Linked DNA regions of Homo sapiens: region 1 is linked to region 2. A link is a contact called in ENCODE Hi-C or POLR2A ChIA-PET data. All regions are on one chromosome and are shown on one strand. Each heading gives the region's core, a stretch centred on a gene start or an enhancer-like site at or near the end of the contact. The rest is flanking DNA. Distances are from core to core; before and after follow the strand shown. Region 1 has its middle 19 kb from the start of LINC02219. Region 2 holds the start of LINC02242 (long intergenic non-protein coding RNA 2242).

Evidence for each region. A loop is a pair of places that touch in the nucleus more often than their neighbours do. ChIA-PET counts read pairs that join two places held with the same protein, here RNA polymerase II (POLR2A). Pooled maps may share reads with other maps.
Region 1: a map of sigmoid colon shows a loop between it and region 2 (4-fold over the local background). The contact joins the enhancer-like site here to the promoter of LINC02242 in region 2. A Hi-C loop is called at or near these places in 1 of 168 maps with a recorded cell type or tissue (sigmoid colon) and 4 of 50 pooled maps. POLR2A ChIA-PET finds 5 or more read pairs at or near these places in 1 of 52 experiments (BJ).

What each region holds. Positions count from the first base shown.
Region 1 is chr5:68,170,001-68,172,700 of GRCh38, reverse strand. No RefSeq gene overlaps it. Among named protein-coding and RNA genes, the nearest start is that of LINC02219, 19 kb to the left of the region's middle. Within about 2 kb of position 1,405, at least 17 of the 41 ENCODE cell types and tissues checked have a DNase peak (open chromatin) inside an H3K27ac peak, as active enhancers do.
Region 2 is chr5:67,645,488-67,648,187 of GRCh38, reverse strand. It overlaps LINC02242 (long intergenic non-protein coding RNA 2242), which reads left to right and starts at 1,399. Exons shown (of 3, transcript NR_147169.1): 1 at 1,399-1,582.

The sequences.
Region 1 (2,700 bases), core at 156-2,655, 520 kb before region 2:
GTGATGCCCTGCAACATGTGGAGCCTCCCCAGGTATCTGAAATCCAACTCTGGCACCAAGGAGAAGGTTTGGAATGAGATGCTCCACCACTCTCTGCTCAGGGTTCTCCAGACAAAGGCCCCACCACCAGCATCTCGAGCCCTGCCCTTTCCACCCAGGACACCAAATGGGATGCTGGATCAGTTGCTGAGACAATGGCCAAAGGGTCAGCTGGAGCCCTGCCCAGCAAGATCAAAGGTCTGGAGTCTCTGAGGAATTTTCTTAGAGCACGAAGCACCTCTGGAGCAAGAGATTGTTTCAGCTGTGGCATGACCAATAATTCTCAAGCTGAAAGATTATTTTCTAAGCCATTAATAACAAAAAACATATTTCTATCTGCCATGCCAGAAAAAAAAAAACAAAATTATCTTTCTATTCTCTTTACACAAAATAGTATTATAAAGTTTTGGTTATTTGAGGAACGATCAAAGAGGATAAAGTAAAAAAAGTAGGGAAAAGAAATGTTACATAGGTGGATCAAACAGTGAAGTTATGATAATAACAATAATTCTTAATACTAATGGTAATGATGCTATTTTTCTGGATGCTTTTTAAAGTTTGTCATTTGTTATGGTTTCTTCTCTTATTCTAAGTAGATATTTACTCTTGGGCTTAATTTCATATTCTTTTTCATAAAGAGGGCTCCATATTTTATAAGCTTTGCAATAACCTGGATCTACCCTTGACCGAGTTCCTTTTCTTGAAGAGTGGGGCAGGAATCACTAAAATCACAAGAAACCAATTCCTACAACTTTTCTTTGCTCCATTAAATCCTTACCCTCTCCTATTTGATCTTGAATCTATTATAGAAGCTTAGAAGATTCAAATGCCAATAAGGAGTGTTCAAAATATCTAAATCCATGACTTGCCTGACCCAATCTCATTGAAAAAGCAAAGCATTAACTCTGTCTTCCTAATTTGGAAGAAGACAGGTTTGCCTGGATCAGTTTTTGGAAAGGAATTACTTTAGAAATACCGATCTCCGAAAAAAATAGAAGAGCATATCATTTCGTTTGTATGTTTCTTTTGAAATTAGTTATTAATACAGAGGCAATCACTTTTGAATGTCTTTGTACCGTACACCAACCCATATTTTCCATCTATTCAGGAGGGAAGAGCAAGGCTGAGAGCCAGCAAAGGGCAAAGAAATGACTGCCCATTTTGTTGCAACACCAAAAAACTCTTGATTTATCAGTGTGTTTGACATACTCTTTTTCGGCGGGGTGGGGAGGAGGTGATGGGCTGGTGGAAATAAAGACTTGTAAATTTTGTAAATGCGAGTCCTCTAAAGTAGGCCAATTGGTCAGCTGCAAACTTGGCAGCATCGTGAAGCATGTGTGCTGGGCAGCTTCGGAACACGATGTTCTGTTTCACTTCTGAGAGCAGGGGAAAATGGAATAAGGGCTCAACCCAGGACAGAGAGAGAGAGAGCTCAGCAGCGACCTGCGAAAGGGCCCAAAGACAAAGGAAACAGTAAAGAATAAAAGCCCAGCATCATTAGACTGCTGACCACAACGCTGAAAAAAGAGAGAGAGAAAGAATGTGAAAGTGTCTGAGAGAGGTGCTGTGGTTCTGATGCTTGCTGAAGCTAAGTTCTGGAAAATTCAGAGCAGTTGTGTGATTGATGATTAAAAGTAATAACTCAGTGTTTTATGTAAGAGTAATGATGAAATTTCGTAAAAGTTCTTGGAAATAATGCTGAATCTTATTGAGTCTACAAACCTTGAACCATAAAACAAAGTGTGGCATGAAGGAAAAAAAAGTTTGAAACACAGACTCCTATAGCTCCAAATTTAAAAAGAACTTGTTAGGGCTTTTTTTTTTTTTAAACTAAATTTACATTTCATATTGTTTTAATAAATATTCGGCTACTAAATAATAATATATAACTTATAAAAATAACAAAGTGTTTGGCATATTTGAGTAGTCACCCTTCTCAGATATTTTCAAATGATTTATGAGTAAATAAACTGAATAAAGTGCAAAAAAATATGGACTTGTGTTAACAGTTCAACAAAAACAGGTACTAATAGTAAAGTATACGTTAATTCATAAAACATTTTGTTTAATGGCACCAACTGCTCATATCTTGAGATTGGTTCTTTCTTTTAATTAAGTGATTTTGAATTATGTCATGGTGACATTCTATTAGAATCATTTATAACTGATAGCATGTAATGAATAACCACATATATTTGTCTTCAAATATCTGGTGTTATCATAAACTTGAAAGGACAGAGATCAAGCAAGTGATAATTGCTTAATTCCATATGTACACTATCATTTAAACATATTAAGTTGAAAATAAATTCTTAAGGAATATCTCCATCTTGATTTATTGCACAGAAGTTCAAGTATAAATGCAAAAATGGTTATTACTCAGTGGCACCTCTTCTTCCTCCATGTATGTGCCAAAAGAGAAAGACAAAAGAAAAAAAAAGCCACCTATTTATTAGTGTAAAAAGGAGACTATGGTGGCCAAAAGACTCAGCTGGTCTTTGTAAAGGAGTTTATAGCTTTCAGCTGAAATCTCTAAGTGAGAATTCTCATTCCCAGCTGCTGGCTCCCTGGGAGCTCTCCGTGGCCTCTGACCTCATTTCCATGGAGACAGAGGTGGGAAGGGTAAAAAATAAGTTAAGGGGGAAACTTTTCTTAAGGCAG
Region 2 (2,700 bases), core at 150-2,649:
TGGAGACAGATCTTTATTGAAACAGAATAATAAGTCTGAACAAATCAGCTTTATTGTCATTGGCTCTGGTGTGGTTTGGATTAATTTCAGCTTTATATTTCTAAAGGATTGCTTAAGAGGTGATGCTCTCCAATTCCAGGTTATGTAAAGGAAGGGAGAGAACTGACATACCTTAAGTAACTACTAAGTGTCAGGAGCTTGCCTGCATTATCTCAATTACTTTTCCTAACAATCCAATAAAGTCGTTGTTCCTCCATTCATCTTACTGATGAGAAAACGGAGGTGCTGAGAGGGTCATTCACTTGCCTGATGTAGCACAGTTAGGAATACAGCTGTGGAGTACAATTGGTTTGTTTCATCTTAGATCTGCTGATCATTTTCTGTGACCTTGGGCAAGTCACTTCACCTCTCTGCTCTAACTTTCGCATCTTCAAAACGTGAATGATAATGAGAATCCTTCACAGAGAGTTAAAGAAAGCAATGTGTGTAAGGTGATCAGTGCAGGTAACTGGTCAATAAATTCAGCCATTGTTATATGACAGTGCGGAGACTGAAACCTAGTGCAGCTCCCTTCCAAGCTGGTGCTGATTTCCCTCACCAGTCTAGAGATCAGTGCCACCCTTCTCCATGGGGAAGGTTTAGGTGGAACTGATACTCGAGAGACTAAAATTACAGGGTGATTTAACATCCTTGCTTTAAAAGTATATTCCCTATTGGGGCAAACAAAGCCTGTAGTTCTGGCTCAGGCTTGTATTTTGGAAAAAAAAAAAAAAAAAAAAAAAAGCTCTCTGAAAAGGAAGTAGGAGAAGAGAGAAGTGATGTGAGATGTGGAAGTTGCAGGGCTGTCATCTCACTGTCCTGGCCAGTTGCTTGGATTCAGGATGAAAAAAGGAAAAGTTGCCTGGTAATATGTTTTCTCATGACAGCTGATGTCTAGTCTGTTCACTGCAGCAAAAGTGGAGCTTAACCGATGATTTTTAACAGGCATCACCATCATAATGCCTGGCATCCTGGTGCTCAAACCCCACCTGAGTGCTTCCCACGTGCCAGGCTTTCGGCTGGCCTTGGGATACAGAGATGAGTAAGACATGGTCCCAGTTCTTGCAGAGCTCCCAGATGAGTGATCAAATGAGCCTTAGAGCACAGAGATCTTGCTCACCATAGAGAGAAACTATTTATATTCTAGACCCTGTAGAATCATCCAGAAGGAAGCCTTGTACACATCATTATCTATCACATAACCAGGAATTTTTGAAGCTTTGTGAAGCAGCTTAGGTAACTTTTAAAACAATCCTCAGTGAGAAAACAAATTCCACAAGTAGGAGGGAGGCCGCCCATAATGCAACCAACTTGGTTAATCACTTGGAAGTTCTTCCAGTCTTGCGAGGACTTCTTGGGCACTAGTTGTACCAATAACTAACCCCAAGGAATTGGACTCAGAAGAGCAATACAAATTGCAGCCTTGCCACTTACGAGCTGAGAGATCTTAGCCAAAATAACTCAATCTGTCTGAGTTGTATTTTTTATCAGTCGACTGAAGATGAATAATATTCAGGCTACAAGTTTATCAAAGAGTTAATAGGTGAGTATCTATGAAAGCCCTTTTTATTCAGTAAAGATGTATATACATTTGTTCTTGTTACTTCTCTTCATACTTTCACTTTCATTTATTTTGTATAAAATTTGCATAGTGTGACTTTTAGATTTTGGGCTTCTTGCTTTCTAGTTTGATGTTTATGAATACTTCAATAAAGAGAGGGTGGAAAAGGATAGCAACACTGAGCAATTTTTTAGTATCACATCCATGAGGAGCCATAGGTAAAAAGAGGTGACTGAAACTATGATTCTAAAGCCTAAGCAATATTCCCAAGGTGAGAAATCTAGTACGAAGTTGAATTGGGACATCAGCTACTGTCTGCTTGACTTCAAAGCACAGGTTCTTAACTACAATCTACCTTGTGTCTGAAAATGATGATAATATTAATAATCTGAAATGGGAAAGGATGACTAATAGCAATGTTCATTCATTATGTTTATAGGAAAATGAAAAGTGATGTTTATGGCTTTTCTTTGAGGGGAGAATAAGAATTAAAAACCTGTACTTATTGTTAGGAATTTATGAAATATGATCTAAGCAAAAGACAAGTAAAAACTATGAAATATTATGAAAATTTGTGGTGTCTTTTTACAAGCCCCTTCTCTAGGGTCTTGTGTCATTATCACCCTTAGCTGGAAATAATCTCAACTCTGAATTCCCAGAACCACTTTGAAGAATCTTTTGTGTGATTAAGACTCCTGGCTGGGCGCAGTGGCTCACTCCTGTAACCCCAGCACTTTGGCAGGCCGAGGCAGGTGGATCACTTGATCTCAGGAGTTTGAGAACAGCCTGGTGAACATGGCAAAACCTCATCTCTACTAAAAATACAAAACTTAGCCAGGCATGGTGTTGCACGCCTGTAATTCTAGCTACTTGGGAGGCTGGGGCACAAGAATCACTTGAACTTGGGAGGCGGAGGTTGCAGTGAGCCGAGATCGCGACACTGCACTCCAACCTGGGCGACGGAGTGAGACTCTGTCTTACAAAATAAATAAATATAAATAAATAACCGGCGGCCTCAGGGTATTTGCACTTGCTGCTCCCTCTGCCTGGTACATTTTTTTCCCAAAAACCTCTTGGATCATTGCTCCCTTCATGGACAC